Linked DNA regions of Homo sapiens: region 2 is linked to region 1. The links are chromatin loops, found by intact Hi-C in ENCODE. Cell type or tissue: heart right ventricle. All regions are shown on one strand.

Evidence for each region. A loop is a pair of places that touch in the nucleus more often than their neighbours do. Peaks named below come from ENCODE experiments on the same cell type or tissue, not always from the same donor. Only the 100,000 strongest peaks of a DNase experiment are listed, where the experiment ranks them.
Region 2: it touches region 1 in a loop (2.7-fold over the local background); 15 of 110 quality-filtered maps call a loop at or near these places.

What each region holds. Positions count from the first base shown.
Region 1 is chr15:85,725,829-85,733,828 of GRCh38, forward strand. AKAP13 (A-kinase anchoring protein 13) reads left to right here. Exons shown (of 37, transcript NM_007200.5): 27 at 582-658; 28 at 1,238-1,419; 29 at 1,553-1,635; 30 at 4,685-4,879. Among named protein-coding and RNA genes, the nearest start is that of LINC02883, 29 kb to the right of the region's middle. RefSeq lists an enhancer at 539-1,738. In heart right ventricle, CTCF peaks have their summits at 4,603 (motif pointing right) and 4,803; no DNase peak of the experiment used is centred here; H3K27ac peaks cover 5,507 bases.
Region 2 is chr15:85,300,014-85,308,013 of GRCh38, forward strand. No RefSeq gene overlaps it. Among named protein-coding and RNA genes, the nearest start is that of MIR7706, 77 kb to the right of the region's middle. RefSeq lists an enhancer at 2,513-2,592. In heart right ventricle, no CTCF peak of the experiment used is centred here; no DNase peak of the experiment used is centred here.

The sequences.
Region 1 (8,000 bases):
AGAGCCCTATATTCACATGTACCTGTAAGACTGGAAGGCGCCTGCCTGTGTGGCCACTCTTTGTTCTTTTGAGGGCATGGAAGACGTCTTTTCATTAGACTTAGATATTTCTATACTTCATCTTTGGGCAGCATTCCTGTCTCCTGCCCCACACCTTTCCCATTACTGTAATTAGAAGTCGAAAAATATTGCAATCTGAGTATTTTTTGGAGTATCCTGCTATGTGTTGCTGTTTAACATCTGTACAAGTCCAGCTTTTCAGCTTTATTCTTAAAAGTATTTTATTCTTAAAATCTTGTCTTATGGGATATATCTTTCTAGGACTGAGTACTTAAACTTTTCCAAAACAAGGCTTTGGTGATAAATCCCATTTTAAAATGCTGCTAAAAATCTGGTGACCAGATCTGAATCCTGGAGAACTGTAAAACTGTTGCTTTGGAGGAGTGTGATCTCAGATCATAGTTTGCCCGTATAGGGGTGTATGTGTTGCTGAAACACCCTTCAATAAAAAACCTTCTGACTGTGGGTAACTATTAAGTAGTCATCGTTTTATCTTCCCTTCTCCCATTTCCATTTTCCAGAGGTTCAAGCAGTTCTTCTCACTGACATTTTAGTTTTCCTTCAAGAAAAAGACCAGAAGTACATCTTTGCATCATTGGTAAGCTGAATTGTTATTTTTGTAATAGTATTATAAGCAGCTAGTTTAGTTATGGAATGTAAGCACTATGTTATTGCTCTCCCCCGCCCTCTTAAAATTAAATGGCTCAGGACAAATTCCTCTGAGTAATTTCCCACATGCCCTCAGAATTTTCTGGCATCCCCTCTTCCCAAAAAATTATTATTCTGTTTCATCACAGTCTTCTTTTAGTGTCTTGGACATCTGACTATTTGATCTATGAAGAAACCTGGTCACTGGAGCATTTCTCACATTTGAGCCCATAAATGGTGCTCATGTATAATATTGCTGACTGGATTCTTTGGGGAACCTGGAAAGATTCATCGTGTGGAAAACATGACTGGAACCTTTAGAGCCATAAATTACTATTTCCCTTTTGAAATCTTTTTTTGTTAAAATCTGAATGAAATAAGGAGATACTTCTCTTTATCCTAAAGTAGCCCTTGTTTTTCAAACTATGTGCTTTTTTAACAGCATCTGGTCTTACCTTAGATTGAAGCTGTCCTTCAGAGTTAGAATATTGTATATGTATCTTTTATTTGCCCTCTTCCCTTTTTCCAGGACCAGAAGTCAACAGTGATCTCTTTAAAGAAGCTGATTGTGAGAGAAGTGGCACATGAGGAGAAAGGTTTATTCCTGATCAGCATGGGGATGACAGATCCAGAGATGGTAGAAGTCCATGCCAGCTCCAAAGAGGAACGAAACAGCTGGATTCAGATCATTCAGGACACAATCAACACCCTGTAAGTTAACCACCAGGCCCCACCCTTCCCAGCCCTCCTGATGTCTCTGTGTGATTTCATAACAGGCTGGACTGTGACCAGAGTAATTGACATCTTAGGAATTTTTTGTTCTGTCTTGTTTGGGTTGTATTAGGAACAGAGATGAAGATGAAGGAATTCCTAGTGAGAATGAGGAAGAAAAGAAAATGTTGGACACCAGAGCCCGAGAATTAAAAGGTGAGGCATTGCGAGTGGTCTGAGCCCCTTGTCTGGAATGTCTGCAGTTGCAGAAGACTGCTGGTGGATTTTAGAGGTACGGGTTTGCCCTCAGTTCTAAAGCTGCCCCAGCAGGCACTTGAAAGCAGCAAAATGAATAGCTGTTAACAAAAGAGAAACCAAGGCCAGGCTGACATGGGTCCTCGTAAAGAATGGCTGCAAGGATGTTTCCAGTACTGGATCAAGAGAATATTGATTCTCTTGACTCAGGATCCGTGTTCTCAAACCTCATGACATTCTCTGTACTTTGTCACAGGCGAATTTGCCAAAATTTGTAGTCACATCTAAGATTAAAACAAGGAGAGAAAGGAATTTGGGGAAAAGAATTCTCCAGTTAATCTGATTTAATCCTCCCCCAGTCCCTAGCGTTATCACTTATCCGCATGTTTACAAATGAGTTGTGAGGTGAAGTTTTGGGAGCAGGGTATGTATCAATCTATGTTTGACCCTTATTTATTGAGTGCTGACTGTTTTGTGTAGTCTTGTCAGTATCCCTGCAACACAGGCATTCTAATCCCCATTGTGCCGATGAGACAGTCGAGGCCCACAGAGGACAAGCTACCCAGGGTTAACGTGTGTAGTTAGTGGGTAAGCCAGAATTCTATTCCCTGTCTTAGCAAAGCCTGGTACTCACGTATGTAGTTAGTGGCTAAGCCAGAATTCTATTCCCTGTCTTAGCAAAGCCTGTTGCTCTTTTCTCTTTGCCAGTGGCTTATCGAATGTTTCAAAGTAAAGACTATGCTTTGGATAGAAATAAGGCTTAGAGTTAAATAAATGTAAGCACCTAAGGAGTTTGGTTAGGCCTTAAAGCCATACAGATGATAGCATTCTGTCTCACTGAGGGGGAAATTAAAAATATGGACAGCTTTAGACCAGAGCCAGAGTTATAGCAAATTTATTGGCCCATGATTAGGATGACAAGGATAAAAATCTTCCTTCTTTAAATTTTGTCAAGTACCTGGCTAGGCATACTGCTAGGTACAACAGATGCAAAGATTCCTTAAAAAGAGCCCTTGCCCTTGAGAAGCTCACACCCTAGCAGGGGAGACATACATCAATGATGGGCCACACAGTGATTTATTAGACCACAGGCACAATTAGCATGTGTGGGATCTGCTCATCCTGCCTCTAGTAAGTCTCACAGAGAAGCTGGTGCATGAGCTACATCTGAAAAAAATTATCTCAGCACACAAGAGTGGTTATGTGCAAAGGTGAAAAAGGACTTGACATGTCTGCCAAGGAATGACAGGTTCGGTGTGTCTGGAGGGTCAGGGCTAAGGGATGGGATCTTAAGCTGGAAATGCACCAGGTATTAAAAGGCAACAAGGGACTCATGTAATTAAAAAAAAAAATTTTTTTTTTTAACATGTTGAAGATAGTTAGGAGAGTTGCTTGAGGGAATGGGAAGCCACTGGAAGTACAAAGACCATTTGGAAGACTGTTAGGATAGGTTAAGTGAGAATGAGCTGGAGAAGGAAGAGATGTAAGAAATAAGGTCATTAAAATCTGATCAGTTGGCCAGGCTCGGTGGCTCATGCCTGTAATCCCAGCACTTTGGGAGGCCACGGCGGGCGGATCACAAGGTCAGGAGTTCGAGACCAGCCTGACCAACATGGTGAAACCCCATCTCTACTAAAAATACAAAAATTAGCTGGGCGTGGTGGCACGTGCCTGTAATCCCAGCTACTTAGGAGGCTGAGGCAGGAGAATCGCTTGAACCCGGGAGGCAGAGGGAGGTAGAGGTTTCAGTGAGCCGAGGTAGCACCACTGCACTTCACTTCAGCCTGGGTGGCTGAACAAGACTCTGTCTCAAAAAAAAAGAGTCTGGTCGGTTGGTGGTAGGACAGAGTAAGGAGACAGAGTCTCTCACAGGTTTCCAAATCAGGTGACCTGGAAGATGAAGAGTTGTTGACTGAGAAAGAGATTCCACACTAAAGGGAGGAGGTAGTGGGCTGGAGAAAAGATTGGTTTCTCACGTGCTGAGAACAAGGCATCTCAGTAGAGGTGGCCACGTGGGCGCCATGGTCTGCTGCTAAGAAAGGGGAGGGTTTTTGATGGTTTAATGAATTATCAGCATATAGAAGGTCATTGAAGCCATGGGGATGAATGAGATCCTCAAGAGGAAAGTGGGTAAGGTAAAGAAGACAGCTCAGGCCAGGTGCGGTGGCTCACACCTGTAATCCCAGCACTTTGGGAGGCCAAGGCGGGCAGATCACCCAAGGTCTGGAGTTCGAGACCAGCCTGGCCAACATGGTGAAACACCATCTCTACTAAAAATACAAAATTAGCCAGGCGTGGTGGCACATGCCTGTAATCCCAGCTCCTTAGGAGGCTGAGGCAGGAGAATCGCTTAATCACTTGAACCCAGGAGGTGGAGGTTACGGTGAGCCAAGAGTGCACCATTGCACTCCAGTCTGGGCAATAGGAGCGAAACTTTCCGTCTCAAAAAACAAAAACAAAAACAAAAAAAAAAGAAGACAGCTCAGGATGGAGCTGAGACAGGAGCCCAGATAAGAGATTCCATTGCAGATGGCAGATCTGTAAAGTGTCCTGAGAAAGAATGGTAGGAAGAGAACTGGTGTCCTAAAAGCTAAAGAAGGAAACATGTTTTAAAGGAAGAAGTAATCATCAATGCTGGAAAAAACAACCTAAAAGACCTCATTGGATTCAGTCATGAAGTTGAGCTGGGAAAGCAGTTGCAGAGTGGACAGAAGCTAGAGAGTAGTGGGCTGAGAAGTAAACAGGGGACACGGGAGTGGAAGCAAAGTGCAGACTTGTTATGTCACAATTTCCATGGTTTGCCAGAAAGATCCAGAATGGTTTTCCAGATAGAAATCACAGAACAGAAACAATATTGCTGTCTTGATGAAAAAGAAAAGGCAGTGTGGGTGGGGAGGGTGTCCTGTCTTGTCACTTTCCATAAATTACCACAAGGTGGTGCTCGTGTCTTAGTCATTCTCGTAATTACTAAACACCAATCAAATCACAGATCATTTTCTCCTTCCTGCAGAACAACTTCACCAGAAGGACCAAAAAATCCTACTCTTGTTGGAAGAGAAGGAGATGATTTTCCGGGACATGGCTGAGTGCAGCACCCCTCTCCCAGAGGATTGCTCCCCAACACATAGCCCTAGAGTTCTCTTCCGCTCCAACACAGAAGAGGCTCTCAAAGGAGGACCTTTAATGAAAAGTGCAATAAATGAGGGTAATTAACATTCAGCATTGCCCCCTCTTCATCTACTCCCAGAGTGGTTTACACACTAATATTACCTGCCAGTTTTTACTTTTTTACTTTAAAGCACAAATGCAGAAAATTACCCAAAACAAATATTTCACTATAGTAAATTATCAGGTGAATATCCTTTTAACCACTACTCACATCAAGAACTTAAAGGGGCCCTGAAGCCCCTTCCTCCACATGCTCTGTCCCCATCACACCTCCCTCCCTCCAAAAGGAGCAGTTATTCTGACTGTTTTTTAATTAGTCACTTATGCTTTTTTTTTTTTTTTTTTTTTTTTGGCAGGATCTTGCTGCTCTGTTTCCCAGGCTGGAGTGCAGTGGTGCAACCTCGGCTCACTGCAACCTCCCCCTCCTGGGTTCAAGTGATTCTCTTGTCTCAGCCACCCAAGTAGCTTGGGACTACAGATGTGCACCACCACACCCAGCTAATTTTTGTATTTTTCACAGATACAGGGTTTCACCATGTTGGCCAAGCTGGTCTCAAACTCCTGACCTCAAGTTATCCACCCACCTTGGCCTCTCAAAGGGCTGATATTATAGGCGTGAGCCACTGCACCCGGCCATTAATCACTTACTTATATATCTTTATGGCTTAAGTGCCTACTCCTAGACATTATAGTTTAATTTGCTTATGTTTTTTGATATGCATCTTAAAATTCTTAATTTACAGTTCCCCCCACCATCTTTTTTTTTCCATATAATTTATCTTTGAACAATCTGAGCTTTTTGACTTAGAGAGTTTCCCACAGTTTGGATTTTATTCATACAGTCCTGTTGTCTGTTTCCTTCAGATTTGCAGCTGGATTCAGAGGCGTAATTAATTACTCAGACTTGATCTCTTTGGTAAATTGTGCCCTTATAGTGTTGTGTTCTTTCATTGAGGAGGCATAAATATCTAGTTGTCTCTTTTTTTGTGACATATAAGAAAAGATAAAAGGATAAATTCTTGATTATTTTTCCCCTCCATTTATTTACCAGTTTTTAAGACCATGAACATCTTCTGAAAGTGACCCATAGTTTTTATTATGGACTCATGAATTGAAACATGTTTGATGGGGCCAGGCACGGTGGCTCATTTCTATAATCCCAGCATTTTGGGAGGCCGAGGCAAGTGGATCACCTGAGGGTCAGGAGTTCAAGACCAGCGTGGCCCACATGGTGCAACCCTATCCCTACTAAAAATACAAAAATTAGCCAGGTGTGGTGACATGCGGCTGTAGTCCCAGCTCCTCAGGAGGCTGAGGCAGGAGAATCGCTTGAACCCAGGAAGCAGAGGTTGTAGTGAGCTGAGATCGTATCACTGCCCTCCAGATTGGGCAACAGAGCGAGACTATCTCAAAAAAAAAAAAAAAAAACGTTTGATGGATTTCAAGTCATTGCAATTCCTAACCTTATTAAAAGCTCAGAATGTTCCTTTTGTGAACACCTCTTTCTTTGGCTTCTAGTCCTGTGGACGTGACCATAGTAGTCTTTTAGAGCTACTGGTATAGTAAGTTGTTCCAGGCTCATCTTAATTGTTTTCTGCCCCAGTCCTGGTATCAGCCATTTCTCCAAGAGTTCTGGATTCTTTAAGTGGGAAATTATATTTTCAGACCACAGTCTGGGTACTGGGAGTGGTCATTGCTGCTAGGTTGATTGTTACTAGGTTGGGCCTTTTCAGTGGACAGAGCTTGGGGAAAAACATATATATAACATTATATATATATTATATAACATAATATAACATTATATGTTTTACATCATATATAATTTAAATACCTATTGAACATAAAATGTGTATATGAAAATTTATATTTACACTTTCGAATTCACATTGATATTCTTAAACTGTGGACTACAGTGTTTGTTTTTTTAACTAAACCTATTTAGTATTACATCTCTATTTCCTTTCTTTCACATTGCAAATCCTTGTTCTTAAGGATACATCATAGAATTCGAATATTATATATTTACTTTCTGGCTTTATCCAACCTATTACTCATAACTGTTAGTAATACTAATAGTATTACTAATTACTATTGCTAATACTGTTAGTAATACTAATAGTATTACTATTACTATTAACTAATACTAATTTACTAATTACTATTGCTAATACTGTTAGTAATACTAATAGTATTACTAACACTATTTTGATAATAATATATTCTAATAGTAATGCTGCTACCACTACATATGACTTTTACTTGCTGTCCGCATTCTCCCGTTTTTGAAAAAATAGTTGTGCTGTGTCTACGCTGTCAGTTTATAACTGTTACATGCCATATGCTCTCCTTGTAAGCCTTGACCATAGTCTTTGTTCTGTAAGTGAACATACTTCATGCTTACCAGAAGTTCTTAGGTCAGTCACCCTCTAGTCATGTGGATATGTGAAGCTGATTCTCTAGCATGTGCCTCAGGAAAGGTTCATGAGAGTAATAGTCCATGAGCTCTTTCATGCTGGTAATAATTTATGCCCTTTATACTTGAAAGCCTATTTTGCTGAATATAAAATTATTGGCTTGTTCATATTTTCTTCCCCAAGGTATTAATTACTCTCAAGTATGTTGTTTTATTTTTTTTTCTGGCATAAAGTATTGCCATCAGAGACTGATAATAATTTGATTTTCCCCATGTAAGTAACATGCTCTTTGCCTAGATGCCCAAAGGATTTTTTTCTAAGTACAAGTAGTTTTACAAGAATATTCCTTGGTATTTGTTACCCTAGGTTGATGCTGTCAGGTTCACAGTGTTCTGTTTTCATATGTGGTTTCAAATTTTTCAGATTTCAGGAAGTTATTTTTGAATTATAATTTGTACTATTTTCCCTGTTCCCTTTGCTTTGGTCTTCTTCAAGGTCTCCATTTATCCTTATGTTGGACCTTCTTTGTCTATCTTCAGTGTTGGTCACTTTCTTTTAATACTTTTGATCTCTTCATCTTTTTAATGTTTAAATGGTCTTCCTTTCACCTTCTTTTTTATTAAGCCATTTTCTGCTGGGTTAATTTGCTCTTATATTCTAGTTTAGTTTTGATTTCTATAATGATTGTTTTTCTTTTGTTTGTAGCTTTGCTATTTCATTTCTGTGTTTTCTAATTCTGACCTA
Region 2 (8,000 bases), 430 kb before region 1:
TCTATAAACAATATACAACGTTGTTTTATGTCATTTTTTAAATTTACAAACGGGTCCCTTACTATGATATCTTTTTGGATCTTATTTTATAAACGCAGTACAATGTGTCTGAGACTTGTTTGTGTTGATACATATAGATCTGATTAGTTTGTTTTGACTTCTATATGGTTTTATATTTTATACATACTTATATTCCCTGCGATTGGCAATATAGTGAAATATATTTTCACTATTTATTTTGTGTATTTCTACTTTTATGCTTTTCGTTTCCTTGCCCTTTTTTGGAAAAGGGAGGGTATCTTGTTTTCTTTATTCCCTCTCTTTTCCCCTAACCATTTAAGAAGTTATAGATTTTTTTTTTCTTATCTTAAATTTTAGAATGGGCTTGGTGGCTCATGCCTATAAACCCAGCACTTTGGGAGGCTGAGGTGGCCAGATGGTTTGAGCCCAGGAGTTCGAGACCAGTGTGAGCAACATGACAAAACACCATCTCTACAAAAAAAAAAAAAAAAACAAACCACAAAAATTAGCTAGGTGTGATGGTGCACACCTGTAGTCCCAGCTACTCAGGAGGCTGAGGCAGGAGGATCTCTTAAGCCTTACAGGCTGCAGTGAGCCAAAATCTCACCACTGCACTCCAGCCTGGGCAACAGATTAAGACCCTATCTCTAAATAAATAAATAAATAAATAATAACACAAATTTAAAAATAAAAATAATCTTAACATTTTAACATGCATGAATTACAAAGAAAATATTAGGATATTAAAATGTTATAGTTCTGCAGCTGGGCACGGTAGCTCATGACTGTAGTACTATCGCTTTGGGAGGCTGAGGCAGGTGGATCATTTGAGGTCAGGAGTTCACGACCAGCCTGACTAACACGGTGAAACCCCGTCTCTACTAAAAACACAAAAAATCAGCGGGGCATGGTGGCCAGCGCCTGTAATCACAGCTACTCGGGAGGCTGAGGCAGGAGAATCGCTTGAACCTGGGAGGCAGAGGTTGCAGTGAGCCTAGATTGCACCACTACACTCCAGCCTGGGCAACAAGAGCAACACTCTATCTCAAAAAAAAAAAAAATTATTTCTGAACCACTTGAGGATATGGTATGCATACTGTGCTCTTTACCCCTAAATACTTCAGTGTGCATTTCTTAAGAGTACAGACACTCTCTTGTATAACCCTCAGCTCAGTTATCAACTTTAATAAATTTAACAATGATACATTTTTATTAATCTTCCATTCTTCTCCTGGTTTCATCAGCTGGCCTGGTAATGTCCTTTATTACATTCTTCCCCCATCTCCCCACCTCAAGTACACAACCCAGTCTCTTCTCAGGCATTGCATTTAGTTGTTATATATTTTAAGCCTTCCTGAATCTGGACTATTTATGTAGCTTTTGCCTTTTATTACATGGACAGTTTTATTATACTCCTTTCCCCCAAATTTTTAAATACAATGTTTCTCATTTTGTTTGTCTGATATTTCTTTATTAGATTCCGGTTATTCATTTTTGCCCAGAATATCACACAGGTGATGTTGGATCCTCAGAGTATCACACATTTAGAGTCACATGATATTCTCAGAGGGGTTGGGAGGGGCAGGCAGGAATTTAAAAAATATATTCTCTTTGTGACTTTACCTAATGTTTATTTTATCTTAGTTGTGACTTGTTATGATCCCCCAATCTGAAGATTCATATATATATATATATAATATATATATTATACACACACACACACACATACATATGCATATATATACACACACATATACATATATACATTTTTTTTTTTGAGATGGAGTCTCGCTTTGTTGCCCAGGCTGGAGTGCAGTGGCAGGATCTCTGCTCACTGGGACCTCCACCTCCTGGATTCAAGCCATTCTCCTGCCTCAGCCTCCTGAGTAGCTAGGATTACAGGTGCGCACTACCATGCCTGGCTAATTTTTGTATTTTTAATAGAGACGAATTTTCACTGTGTTGGCCAGTCTTGTCTCGAACTCCTGGCCTCAGGTGATCCACCCGCCTTGGCCTCCCAAAGTGCTGGGATCACAGGTGTGAACAACTGCACCTGACCTGAAGATTCATTTTTAACTAGTGTTTTCATTAAGCAGGACCCAAAGGAGTATAAGAAAAAAAAACTAACTTGATTATTTCTCCCCACCCCTTCAAACTTTCTCTGCAGTTTCTTCCCTATTCCTGCATAAAATTTCAAATAACCTAATAATTACACAATTTGGGACTAGTCCAATGTAATATGAATAATATAAATTTATTCCAGTTCAAATCTTCCTTTCCACAGCTCTAAAAACAGGCATCTTTGCCCATTATTAGTGAAAGTGTGGCTCAGGGTACAGCCATCACCTGTCACTCTGCTGCCAGGCAGGAACATCTCCAACCATGGCCTCCTGATTTTAGACTTTTCAGGTATGAGTCATAGAGCTGCCCTAGACCCTCCAACTTCAGAAGACAAATGTCAAGCGAGCCAGGGAGTATTAGTGAAATCACTTTCTTCTGACTTAAAATGACTCTTGCTCTTCCTCCACAACTGTCCTAAGAACACAGTACATCAGTATAACAAACTTCTTAAAATTCCATCTGGGCGACCTGTACTAGAGGATCTCAAAGATTTCTTCCACCTTCACTTTTTATTACCTTATGAGAAAAAAGCGGGGAACATTTGTGTTTCTTTAAAACAATTCCCTACTCTGGTACGTAAGTATGTTGCCTCTTCCACCAGAAGGTTTAATTTTTAATAATCTAAGCTATGGTAAGAATTTCAATAATTCAAATAAACTTTCAGGTGAAAGAATATGGGACGAGAACAGGCTGAAGTTCCCCTTTCCTTTTCCCCAAAGCCTGTCATCACACTTACAGCGCCAGCCATGTGGCTTGCTCATCATATTTAATGAGAGCAGTGATCCAGAGGGTTTTGGAGTAGTCACTGGTTCTCCAGTCTATGCCCAGTAAGCTCATCAAGAATCATAATTCCTCAAAATTAGCCTGATTTGCTCATTCCACAACGCATACATGTATTGACATATCACATTATACCCTACAAATATATACAATTATCATTTGTCAATTAAAAATAAAGCCCCAAAAGGAAGAAAAATAAACACTCTAGTTCTTACAGCTGTTCTCTCAGTGGTCCAGACACTGTTGGCCACCTCTAAATTTCCTCATATATTCCCATGAAATAATGTTAAGTGAAGAAAATAGAAGAGGCACCAAGACAGAAAAACAGGCCAAGAGAACAGAATAAGAAGCCTAAAAGCAGACCCACCCACATATAAGTGGCAACTTGAAACTTGACAACAGTGATATTTGAAAACACTGGGGAAAGAAAGCATAATTAAAAATATAGTACCAGGACAATTGGCTTCATGAAGAAAATGATAAATGAGACCCTATCTCACATATAACAACTTGCAAATGTGAAAAACAATATTTCTAGCACTTGGGAAGAAAATAGAGGAAAATGTAATTTTATGATATTACAGTAAAAAAGCACTTCATAAGGCAGCAAAAACACAAAGAGAACAATTGTTAAATTTTACAAATTAAAATTCTAATATCTGTATAAAAAGGAGCTCATAACAAAAATAAAAGGCCAGCCACAGATAAGCATATAATAAACAAAGACTAATCAACTGGGATAAAGGTATCTTGCAAAATAATAGGAAAAAGACAAACAATGCCATTAAAAATGGGCAAATAATATGATCATGGAATTTACATAAACAGAAACATAAATGTCCAATAAAGGTACAAAAAGATATTCAGGGCTGGACACAGTGGCTCATGCCTATAATCTCAGCACTTTGGGAGGTCAAGGTGAGCAGATCACTTGAGGCCAGGAGTTCGAGACCAGCCTGGCCAACATGGCAAAACCCTGTCTCTACTAAAAATATAAAAGAAATTAGCCAGGTGTGGTGGCGGATGCCTGTAATCTCAGCTTCTTGGGAGGATGAGGCATGAGAATTGCTTGAACCCAAGAGGTGGAGGTTGCAGTGAGCCAAGATGGCACCACTGCAGTCCGACGTGAGTGACAGAGCAAGACTGTCTCAAAAAAAAAAAAAAAAAAAGATGTTCAGGGAAAATGCAAATTAAAACAACAATAATTTTACACCTATAATTTGGCAGCAATTAAGAGTCTGATAATACTAAGTGTTTATGAAAATGTCAAGAATTAGAAATATTATTCACTGCTAGTGGAGGTGTAAATCAGTTTAACCACTTTAATGAACAATTTGGCCATAGTAATATTGAAAATTGCTTTTTCTTGTGGGGCGCGGTGGTCATGCCTATAATCTCAGGACTCTGGGAGGCAGAGACAGATCAGCTGAGGTCAGGAGTTCGAGAGCAGCCTGGCCAACCTGGTGAGACCCCATCTCTACTAAAAATACAAAAATTAGCCAGGTATAGTGGTGGGCACCAATAATCCCAGCTACTTGGGAGGGTGAGGCAGGAGAATTACTTGAAGGGAGGTGGAGGTTGCAGTGATCTGAGATGACACCACTGCACTCCAGCCTGGGTGACAGAGCGAGACTCTTCTAAAAAAAAAAAAACTGCTTTTTCTCAACTCAGAATTGCACACTGCGGAATACATTATGAAATTCACATGTTCACAATGTCATGTGTAAATATATTTATTGCAGAATTGCAATAATTTTATATTAGTAAAAACTAATTATATATAATAATATATTATATATTATTATATTATATATATAATAATATATTATATATTATTATATTATATATATAATAATATATTATATATTATTATATTATATATATAATAATATATTATATATTATTATATTATATATATAATAATATATTATGTATTATTATATTATATATATAATTTTATAATAGTAAAAACTAAAATAAACCAGTTTTTCTATCATTTGGGGAATAAGTAAACTATATAATGGGATACTATCCAGTAAAACTTAATGAATGTTCATTTTTAATTTAAAAAAGTAAATTACAAAAACGATACATGATGCCATTTATATACATTTAAAAACAAAAGCAACTCCATTGTTTCAAATCCATTCAGGTCTGAACATATACACATATTTGGTGGTACATTTAGCTATACTAAAAAGTATTAAAACAGGATGGAAGTAATACACACTCACTTTAGGATAAGTGGTTAGCTTTAAGAAGAAAAAATGGGGTGAGTAATATAGTTTATGTCTCCTACCTCACTGTTTCTCTCTTCTTCTTCTGGTACTCTAATTACACTTATGTTAGACCATTCGATATTGTCTCACAGCTTTTGGGTGCTCTGGGGTTTTTACTTTTTTTTCTCTTTGGGTTTTGGTTTGCATAATTTTTAACGACCTGTCTTCAGGTTCATATATTCTTTCCTCAGCAATGTAAAGTCTCCTGAACTGCTCATTGACATAATTCATATCTGTTACCTTGTTTTTTATTTCTATCAATTAAATTTGACTCTTTCATATATTTTATCTCTCTACTGAAATCCGTCTATTCATACATGTTGTTTCCATTTTCCAATGGAGCCTTTAACATATTAATCATAGTTATTTTAAGTTCCCAGATAGTCTCAACATCTAGGTAGTCTTTAGGATTGCTTTTATTCTCCAAGATGACAGATTGGAGGTAGTGTTCACATGTCACTCCCACTTGGAAAGACAAAATAGCCTGTATATATTCACCCTGTGACTTTATTCCCAAGGAACACTGCAGGAACTAAACAGGAAAACTAAAATCCACAGATTATTTTTATTTTATTTGTCTGAGATGGAGTCTCACTCTGTCACCCAGGCTGGAGTGGAGTGGCACAATCTCAGTTCACTGCAACTCCGCCTCCCGGGTTCAAGCAATTCTCCTGCCTCAGCCTTCCGAGTGGCTGGGACTACAGACATGCATCACCACCAGTTAATTTTTGTATTTTTAGTAGAGACGGGGTTTCACCATGTTGCCCAGGCTGGTCTCAAATTCCTGACCTCAAGTGATCCACCTGCCTTGGGCTCCCAAAGTGCTGGGATTACAGGCATAAGCCACCACACCTGGCCCACAGATTATTTTTTTAAAGTAGCAGGCTGCAGCCTATGGCACCAGCCAGGTTAAAAACAAAACAAAACAACAACAACAACAAAAAAAAAAACTGTAAGTCCCCAGAATGTGAGAGGGGAAGTGACTGCCTCCAGGGTATACACCCCCACCAGGGAACCTGGTAATCTAGGCCACAGGGAAAGGCCTTAACCAACACTGGAACTGATTTTGAGAGTGGAGAGGAATATTAAAGCACAAACGGCAGCAGGAAGAACTCTGCATGCACTCCCAGTCTCCAGCATCGACCAAGGGAAGCCATTCCTTATTCTGCCACACAGGAGACCTCACAAAAGTCTGCCAACTTACTCAGGCAGCAGCCATTGCCTGAGTTAATTAAAAGAAGCTCCCAACTGAATTTCACGATATAACCTCGAGTGGGGAAGAACTCCCTTGGCCAGAACCCGGGAGCGAATGGGAAGTGTGCTGCAGGCATGAGCAAATGAGCCGGGTGCCCCGGCTGTGCAGGCAGACTGGCAGGGGCATGGCCTGAAAGCCATGGTTCTTGTCTCCACAGGGGAAGGCTTATGGCCCAAGGAAGTTTTGAGTTCTAAGCATAGATGGCCAGGAACTTAGCTGGCTGCTGCTAGCAGAATACTGCAGGTAAGAGATCTGCCTTGCCAAGTGCACGGGAGCTGGGTGGGGCTTACTGCTGCCTGTTACTCCCCACTCCCTACGTGAACTCTTCTATGCAGCAGATGCAGTTATGCTCCTCTCTGGAACATGATCCCAATGGCCAAAGAACCACCTCCACAACTCCCACAGGGGCCACTGCTAGCACCACATGTGAAGAGTCAAAACATGGACCTGCCTGACCCAGCCCCCACCTGCTTTGCCCACCACCTGCCCTGGTAGCTTAACACGAAAGACAGAAACTTTTAGGAGCACAAAAAACAGAAACTTTTCAGAGCTTTATGGCCCCACCCCTTGCCTGATTATCCAAAGTACCAGCCCTGGGTAGCATAAGGCAAGCACAAATCCCATCACTTCTGCTATAGCTGGTGCTCTTTGGCAAGCATCACTTCCTGGCTGGAGGCCAACTCACACCGTCCATTACAGCATCTGCAGGTAGAATAACACTGTGCCCAGGAAGGAGAAAACTTGTGTGTGAACCCAGCCATCACCATTGCCTGCACCACTCTGGCTAACCAGGAGGTCCTGAATCTGCCCATGTGACCTACTTATTACTACCCAAATGGGCATTTGAGGAAGCCAATACACGAAGACTTTCTATAACCAAGGAATCTCTGAGTCTATGTCACTCCCCTGCCACTCCTGTTAGAGCTGGTGCTGGTACCTGCTACTGGGAGACTTGAGAGCAGGTCATAAATCTGGATCCCTTGCAGATATTCCCTAGTACCAGGCTACAGTGTGGCAGCCGCATTGGGTGGCTAGACTCAGAGGAGTAACAGCATTCACAGTAGTCTGGCTCTCAGGGCCTCCCACTCCTAAAGGAAGGGGGAATGCACCCCATCAAGGGAACACCCTGTGGGACAAAAGAACCCAGGTGGCAAGCCTTGAGTCTCGGGTCTTTCTGCTGGTGGGAAGTTTCCTTCAGCAGAGGCACAATTGCAGTGGTGGGATCAGCAGGGAAAATCTGTAGCTCTCCCCCGACAAGTCAGGCAGTGTTGGTGTTTGTGAAGGGCCTTGGAGAGGGGGATTTCTTTTCTACCTCATTCACCACTGCAAACACAGCTGGGGCTTTTCCCATGGGAACTCAGTGTGGGTGCACCTCTAGACAGCCTCTCTGGAACACTTCAGGGTGACTGCATCCCTACTGGAGGAGCACCCTCCAGGTGCAGGCTTGCACAAGAGACAGAGTCACAATTCCTCTCTGCTTGGAACATCAACATTCCTGCAGATGAGTAGAGGTGCTTATCTGCTCTAAATAGCCAGAACACTGG